3 separate regions of the Homo sapiens genome follow, and all the other regions are linked to region 1. The links are chromatin contacts, found by Hi-C or POLR2A ChIA-PET in ENCODE. All regions are on one chromosome and are shown on one strand. The core of a region is the stretch at or near the end of the contact, and the rest is flanking DNA. Distances in the headings are between cores, read along the strand shown.

The links. Hi-C counts contacts between places; a loop is a spot of excess contacts on that map. ChIA-PET counts read pairs that join two places held with the same protein, here RNA polymerase II (POLR2A). Pooled maps may share reads with other maps.
Region 2: a loop to region 1 is called in a pooled map, with 2.4 times the contacts of the local background. The contact joins two enhancer-like sites. A Hi-C loop is called at or near these places in 1 of 37 single-sample maps with no recorded cell type and 6 of 50 pooled maps. POLR2A ChIA-PET finds 5 or more read pairs at or near these places in 1 of 52 experiments (GM12878).
Region 3: a pooled map shows a loop between it and region 1 (2.7-fold over the local background). The contact joins two enhancer-like sites. A Hi-C loop is called at or near these places in 1 of 37 single-sample maps with no recorded cell type and 1 of 50 pooled maps. POLR2A ChIA-PET finds 5 or more read pairs at or near these places in 1 of 52 experiments (naive thymus-derived CD8-positive, alpha-beta T cell).

Annotation. Positions count from the first base shown.
Region 1 is chr9:89,742,263-89,744,962 of GRCh38, reverse strand. No RefSeq gene overlaps it. Among named protein-coding and RNA genes, the nearest start is that of LINC03062, 100 kb to the right of the region's middle. RefSeq lists enhancers at 1,111-1,170, 1,771-1,820. Within about 2 kb of position 1,327, at least 6 of the 41 ENCODE cell types and tissues checked have a DNase peak (open chromatin) inside an H3K27ac peak, as active enhancers do; they include GM12878, where a contact is called at or near this core.
Region 2 is chr9:89,399,308-89,402,007 of GRCh38, reverse strand. It overlaps SEMA4D (semaphorin 4D), which reads left to right. Exons shown (of 16, transcript NM_001371194.2): 5 at 2,670-2,700. Among named protein-coding and RNA genes, the nearest start is that of SECISBP2, 82 kb to the right of the region's middle. Within about 2 kb of position 1,432, at least 4 of the 41 ENCODE cell types and tissues checked have a DNase peak (open chromatin) inside an H3K27ac peak, as active enhancers do; they include GM12878, where a contact is called at or near this core.
Region 3 is chr9:89,370,889-89,373,588 of GRCh38, reverse strand. It overlaps a transcript of SEMA4D not described here. Among named protein-coding and RNA genes, the nearest start is that of SECISBP2, 54 kb to the right of the region's middle. RefSeq lists an enhancer at 362-431. Within about 2 kb of position 1,313, at least 3 of the 41 ENCODE cell types and tissues checked have a DNase peak (open chromatin) inside an H3K27ac peak, as active enhancers do.

The DNA.
Region 1 (2,700 bases), core at 78-2,577:
TGCAGAGCTTCCAGCCCAGCCCTGAGCCCGCAGATAGAACACACCCAGGTGTTTGCATGCCCCAGCTATGGAGTCACCCCTCTGGGTGAGCTTTCCAGCAGCCCTGCCTGAACACCTGACTCACAGAACACATGAGCCCAGGGAAATAGGCATTGCTTTATGCCGTGAAGCATGGGCTAGGTAGTGACACTGGAACAGTGGATCCATCTGCAACAGGAAGATCCAGGCCTGCATTTCTCCAGCAGGCATGATCCACCATCACACACACTCTCAGCAGCCAGGCCTAAGCTGAGGTATGTAAGGGACTGCCCTGGGTGATGACTGAGGAGTGAGGGGATGATTCCAAACCCACCCCCTTCCTGCAAGGAGGCTAGAGTCGAGAAGATGGAAATAAATTGATAAATCACCTGTCACCCCACCAGAGCCCCCAACCATGAAACTCTGGAATGAGACACATAGGTGGTGATCCTCACATGCCCAGGACCGGGCTGGCCACGGTCAGTGAACTTAGCCCCCGGCCAGCCCATACCCTGGCCCCACCCCATGGTGGATGCCCAGAGCCTAGAGCTGGAGTCAAAGACACCATAAAAGCAGAGCCGGCGGCATTCCCGGGACAGTAGGGCTGTCTGTGGTGAGTCCCACAAATCGTGGTCCCCCTGAGGCTCTTAGACCACAGCAGACATAGAAGCCCTGCCAGGCAACTCTCTCCAAGGACACCAAAATTATTCTGTCACTCCTGGAGCTGCTGTAAACATTGTGAACCAGGCGAGAACCTCTTTGAAGTTCAAACCTTGCCTACCCACAGAAAGGGACTCTCCAGCCAGGCAGCTCTTCACAGGGCAATTAAGATGTTGTCTCCAGGTATCTGGGCAATTTGCAGGGTTCGCTGTGGCTTTTCCTGGCAGTCAGCTCTCTGGCTCCTGCCAGAAGGCTAGGTACAGACGGGCAGTAGCCAGGAGGCCCAGGGCAGGGGCTGCAGCCAGGGAAGTCTGGGACCCCTGGGGGCAGCAGGGCCAGTTTGGAGGCTGCAGACGCTCCCTCCCGCCACAGGGCTGTCTCAGGCCAGCCAGAGCACACCTGAGCTCTGTGCTTTGATGTCCTGTCTTTGCAGACAGCTTTCTTAGCTCTCACTGAAACTGTTAGAAGTGATTCTTAGCATGCCTTTTATCAGAGACCAGAAGAAGGAGTTGAAAGTGGGACTCTGGGGTTTTCAAAAGAATCTGCAAGACTGGGGAGGGGAAGAAAAACCGCCTCAAGCCCTGAAAGGAAGCAAACAAAGGTCTATAGTCTCCCCGAGCCTGGAGGCCACGGTCCCAGGCCTGTGATGTGTGTAAGGGGAGGGGTGTGCTCAGAAAAGCTGCTGGGTTCACAGCTTAGGGTTTGGGTTGTGGTTTCACTTGGATCCTGTTAGAAATCTAATTATAAAAACCAAAGGGGCAGGTTCTCAAATCCCAGGCAATGGGGCACCCACCACCCTAAGCCAGCTCTTCTGCCTGGGACCTCCCAGAGTGTGCCACCTCCTGGGCTCTGCAGGTGAGGTGGGGAGGGCTCCAGATGAACAAAAATGCAAAATGAGAGCAGACAGCTGCAGTGATAGCAACCCACAGCTGGGACTGAGTCCCACCAAGCAAGCAGAGGCCTGGACTCCCTGAGGCCACAACGACCCGGCCGCGGTTTCTCAGGCAGAAGCTGCTGCCACAACCCTTGTAGGCCCAGCTGTTTTCACGGTGCTATTTGCCATAAAGGATGTCTTTCTTCTGGTTTGGTAAGAGAGAGACCTTCTCAGCAGCCATCAGGATCACAGCAAAGCCCCTGGTCACCAGGCAAGCCAGGCTCCCAAGGCCAAAGACATGTGAGGATGATGTGATACCTGGCCAGGAATGAGGTATCCCAGGCCAGGTGCCTGCAGGTGTTGGGTAGATGAGGGAGACTGCACCCCACCCTCAGGAGCCACCACCCACGGCGCTGATGGACATGCTGGCCAGCAGCCTAGCTGGTTTTTATTGTAGTAAAATATGCACAACATAAAATTTACTGTCTTAATTCGTTGTTCAGCGTACAGTTCAGTGGCATTAAGAACATTCACACTGTTGTGCAACCATCACCACCCTCCATCTTCAAAACGTTTGCATCTTGCAAAACTGAAACTATCCCCATTAGACAACTCCCCAGCCCCCAACCCCAGCCCCTGGCAACCACCATCCTACTTTCTGCTTCTACGAATTTGATTGTAGCTGGGACACTAGCTACCTCAAATAAGTGGAATCATACAGTTTTTATCCTTTAGGTATCTGACTAAAGGTAAAGGTATTTTTAAAGACATTTCAAGGCTGGGTGCAATGGCTCATGCCTGTAATCCCAGCATTTTGGGAGGCCGAGGCGGGCAGATCACCTGAGTTCAGGAGTTTGAGACCAGCCTGGCCAACATGGTGATACCTCATCTCTACTAAAAATAGAAAAATTAGCTGGGTGTGGTGGCACGCACTTGTAGTCCCAGCTACTCGGGAGGCTGAGGCTGGAGAATCGCTTGAATCTGGGAGGCAGAAGTTGCAGTGAGCCGAGATCTCACCACTGCACTCCAGCCTTGTAGAGCAATTCTCCATCTCAAATAAATAAATAAATAAATATAAAAATAAAAATAATGACATCTCAATTGAATTGATAGAGTCATTTTACCTCTTTTGTCCTTTTTCAATTAAT
Region 2 (2,700 bases), core at 183-2,682, 340 kb after region 1:
TCCAGGCTCATCCCTCTCAGGGCTGTGAGGCGGGCTTCTCCATGGAGGCAGGTGTTCCTCCTCCTCAGTCTCGGTGGCCTTTGACCAGCGAAGTCTAGATGCTCTTCTCATCAAAGATTGCAAAACGCAATGTTCTGATTCTACCTCTCCTTCTCTACTTGTTAGCTGGAAATCGTATAAAAGGGGAAGTGCCCATCACCAGCTATTTTGGTCCGTAGAGGTCCCATTTCCTTTGGGAAATGCAGAATCGATGCTTGGAATCTTTGCCTTTATTTACCAGTTTTCAGAATAATGAGTTAATGAGTCAGTTTCCCCTCTGAAGGGCAAGAGTGAGTTTTTTGATTGATTTTTAGTGTCACAATGAAGTCATAGATTTAAAGATATTTGCTCTTCTTTGACCCATCACAGTGAAACACCTACCTCATGCTCAAATCGTCGCATCCATGGTCAACAGCAGCCTGTTTGGGTTGGCTCCTGAGACCTCGCGGTGTGGGGTTAGTTTTCTTGCTCTCTGGAATCTGTTCCAGGTTCACGCTGGACATTTTCTGCCCAGATCTCTTTTTGTTTTCATCTCCAGGGTCTAGCTTATTTCTCAATTTCTGTTTGACACATAAATGAGCTCTGAGCATTATGCTCTGAAAACAAGTATTTGGCTGGGTGCTGTGGCTCACGCATGTTATCCTAACACTGTGGGAGGTCGAGGTAGGCGGATTACTTGAGCTCAAGAGTTTGAGACCAGCCTGGGCAACATGGCGAAACCCTTTCTCTACAAAAACTGCAAAAAATAGCCAGGTGTGGTGGCTCAGGTCTTGGGAGTCTGAGGTGCTTGGAAGTCTGAAGTGGGAGGATCACTTGAGCCCAGGAGGTCGAGGCTGCAGTGAGCTGAGATCATGCCACTGCAGTCCAGCCTGGGCAACAGAGCGAGACCCTGTCTCAAAAAAACAAAAACAAAGTATTCAGCACTGTGAGGCACTCTGAGCAGAAAGATGTGGTGGTCTCACCTCACTCAGCTCTTACTCTTCGCGTGTCTGTTAAATTCTCTTCCTCTGAGCGCCTTCCTGACCACACAGGCTCACACTCGGTCTTGGGGGAATTGTGGACAGTGTGTTTGTGCTGGCCCCACAGGTGTTCAGTGAGAGCCAGACATTGCTCTGTTAATGACACCATGGTGGTCCCTCGGGGTTGGGGAGAGGCTTGGGGACCTCTTATACTTAAAAGAAAAAAATAAAGAGACCCCCGCCAAGCATCAGTGAAAATCCCTGCAAACGTGATCAAGAGTCTGTTGAAGTGTACGTTCCCTTGTCCTTATGCATTTCATGCGAGTTGACGAAATCATCTGTACTTTAAATGCTGAAGGAAGTGGCTATTTTAAATGAGACTCTGTTCCGCTTTTGTGTGCCCCTATCAGGACTTCCATTTCTATGAAATGACACTCCCTTAGTACTGTGTCTGCAGCCTGGGTGCTGTTCAGGAACTCACAGAGTTAGTTAGAAACCTAAAGTGGGGTTCCTCTCCTCATACTCTCCCTCCTAGAAGCCCTGTGTGCTTCCTAACCTCTGAGTCCTGACACCTGCTACAAGCCTTTTGGTGGAGAAAAATACATTGTTACTGGTTTCTTTTGCATCAGTTATGGAACATCACAGAGAGAGGGGGCATTTTGGGGAAGGTGAGGCAGAGATAGATATAGAAACCTTCCCTTTTGTCTTATGTTGCTTTCTATTCTGTGGGGGCTTTGGAGGGCAAGGGGCTAAGGCCCCCACCCCCTGGAAGTTTCTGATCACGAATTGTCCCTGGTTTGAAAGAAGAGGTGGTAGGAACATGGATCTTACTAAGATGGTGCCTGAGCTGAGCTGGTGGTGTTAGTTCATCACTTCCTCCTGCTGCCAACATGCAAGTTTAAGGAATCGTAAATCTCCCTTTCTACTGATACAGTGAATATTGTGGCTTTTTTTTTTAAACTGGACTGTAGAGTCACTTTTTTTTTTTTTTTTTTTTTTTTTTGAGACGGAGTCTTACTCTGTTGCCCAGGCACACGAGGCTGGAGTGCAGTGGTGCGATCTCGGCTTACTGCAACCTTCGCCTCCCGGGTTCAAGAGATTCTCCTGCCTCAGCCTCTCGAGTAGCTGGGATTACAGGCGCCCGCCACCACTCCCAGATAATTTTTGTATTTTTAGTAAAGATGGAGTTTCACCATGTTGGCCAGGCTGGTCTGGAACTCCTGACCTCAGGTGATCCGCCTGCCTCAGCCTCCCAAAGTGCTGGGATCACAGGTGTGAGCCACTGCGCCCGGCCTGTAGAGTCACTTTGAATGGATGGAAAAAAGCCCACTTTGATGTTTGAAAATACTTATGGTTTAGGTTTTTGAAAAATAATTTAATTTTCTCCACTTTCACGAGTTTGATTTTTGCTGCTGTTTTATGGTGAGTGATGGAACTTTTGGAGCTGGTCTTCCAGACTCCACTGGTTTCAGGATAAGGATCACAGTGAGGATGTTCATGAAGGCCCCAGGCTGCTCCCCTGCTCTCTGAACCTCCCTTGCAGTCTGAGAATTGATCATCTCAGGAGAAACCTCTAGGCTCTAAACTCTATCATGTGCTTTTAAAATTGTGCATTTTTATACTAGTATCTCTTTAAAAGAATATGCACTGATATGGACTCTATCCCAACAGGTGTATTGGAAGGTCTCAGAAGACAAAAAAG
Region 3 (2,700 bases), core at 64-2,563, 370 kb after region 1:
AAGAGGACATTCGTGGCATCTTCAGTTCCCCATGCTGCGTCCTGGTGCCTGTAGCTCTGCTGGGTGACCCTGTGTCTTGGGGAGCGTCTCACCCCCCAGAGAGGGCTGACTGATGGAAGGTCAGCTGGTCAGGGTTGCACTTGGGGACTGGGTCTGCCCCAGAGCTGGTGGAGGCCCATGTGTCACCCAGGAGATGTCCCCACCTGCCCCAACACTTGGCCAGTGCTCAGAAAGTGGCCCCAGGGACTTGGCCATCCAGGAGAGGTGAGGGCCCTCTGAGGCCAAAGCGCTTCCTGAAAGGGGATCGGGGTGGGTCTGCACAGGGGAAAACATAGCCTGTGGTGTGTGCAGAGGCTGCCAGGGCACAAGGGCCCAACGTGGGGTGCGGTGGAGGTGATGTGGCCACGTGGGCGGAGTAGGGCGGAGAGGCCTGTGTCCTGGGGATGCGAGAGCTTGAGGCCTGGTGGTGGGGTGGAGGCCCACCCTTGTCCTGCACCCAGGGGCCTCAGTGCCCATCCAAGGGAGGGACAGGGCCACACCTGTGGGCCTGTGTCAGGAGCTGGGGTGGGAGATTGGCCACCAGTGCCACTCTCCACCTAGACACATTTCATCCCTTCTCCACCACAGTTCTCGCCTCTAGGAAGTGGAATTATCAGTGGAAGATGATACGGAAAGATCCACTGATGGCCCTGGCACAGGCCAGCCTTGTCCCTGGGGCAGGATGGGACGGTCCTGAGAAGGCCCTGGGACACCCTAGGGGTGTCATAGTGGGAACTATGCCTTTGCAGTGCCCAGGTGAGACAGCACATGGTGTCACCCCAAGCATGGTACCCTGGGCTCAGTGACAAGAGGGGTGGGCAGGTCAGGACTGCACTGCCTTGGGGCCCGTGCCCTGGGAGCCGCTAGCCCTATGATCCTGAGTCCTGGGGGACTGAGTGCATCGGCAGGGCCTGGAGCAGCTGGGAGTGGCCGACTGCCTCAGTGTGCACTGTGGCCGCACAGGAGGGACAGCGGCCTTGAGAGTGTTCAGAGCTGTTGCACAGCCATCCTGCACCGCGTTGGCCCTGGGATGGACTGCTGTCTAAGCTTTGTCATGCGGCTAGCAATGCACATTTACTATAGTCAGTCACCCTGGTACCAGCCGTGAAGGACGGGCAGGGACACACACACCACACCCCAGACACACACACACCCCCGACACACCACACCCCAGACACCACATCCCAGACACACACCACACCACACCCCCCCACACACACCTCAGACACCACACCCCCGACCCACACCACACCCCATACACACCCCCGACACACACCACACCCCACACACCCACCACAGCCCAGACACACCACACCCCAGACACACACCACACCCCCCAGACACACACCACACCCCCCACACACACCACACCCATCACACCCCCCACACACACACCCGACACACACCACGCCCCCCAACACACACACCCCACACACCACACCCATCACACCCCCCACACACACACCCGACACACACCACGCCCCCAACACACCACACCCGACACACACACCCCAACACACACCACACCCCAGACACACACCACACCCCAGACACACACCACACCCCAGACACACACCACACCCCACACACACCACACCCCACACACACCACACCCCACACACACCACACCCCACACACCACACACATACCACACCCCAGACACCACACACATCACACCCCCCCACACACACCTCAGACACCACACCCCCAACACACACCACACCCCAGACACACACACCCCCCACACACACACCCCAAACACACCCCGACACACACCACACCCCCCACACACACACCACACCCGACACACACCACACCCCAGACACACACCACACCCCAGACACATCCCACACACATCACACCCCACACACACACCCCAGACACACACCACACCCCAGACACATCCCACACACATCACACCCCACACACACACCCGACACACACCACACCCCAGACACACACCACACCCCAGACACACACCCCCCCCCACACACCACACCCCAAACACACCCCCACACACACACCACACCCCAGACACACACACACTACACCCCAGACACATCCCACACACATCACACCCCACACACACACCCCAGACACACACCACACCCCACACACACACCCCAGACACACACCACACCCCAGACACACACCACACCCCAGACACACATGCCACACCCCAGACACACACACCCCAACACACACCACACTCCAGACACACACCAACCCCACACACACCACACCCCAGACACACACACCGTCACACACCACACCCCACACACATGCCACAGCCCACCCCACATACGCACCCTACCCCAGACACACACCACACCCCACACACCACACCCCAGATACACACCACACCCCCCCCACACACACCTTATACACCCCAGACATAACACACACCCCACACCCCAGACATACACACCACACCCCCCCACACACACCTTATACACCCCAGACATAACACACACCCCACACCCCAGACATACACATACCCCTGACACACACCACACCCCACCCCAGATACCACACACCCCACACCCCGACATACCCCTGACACAGCTCACCCCAGATACACACCCTACCCCAGATACACACCATACCCCAGACACACAACACCCCCCCAACACACACCATCCCAGTCACATGCCACACATC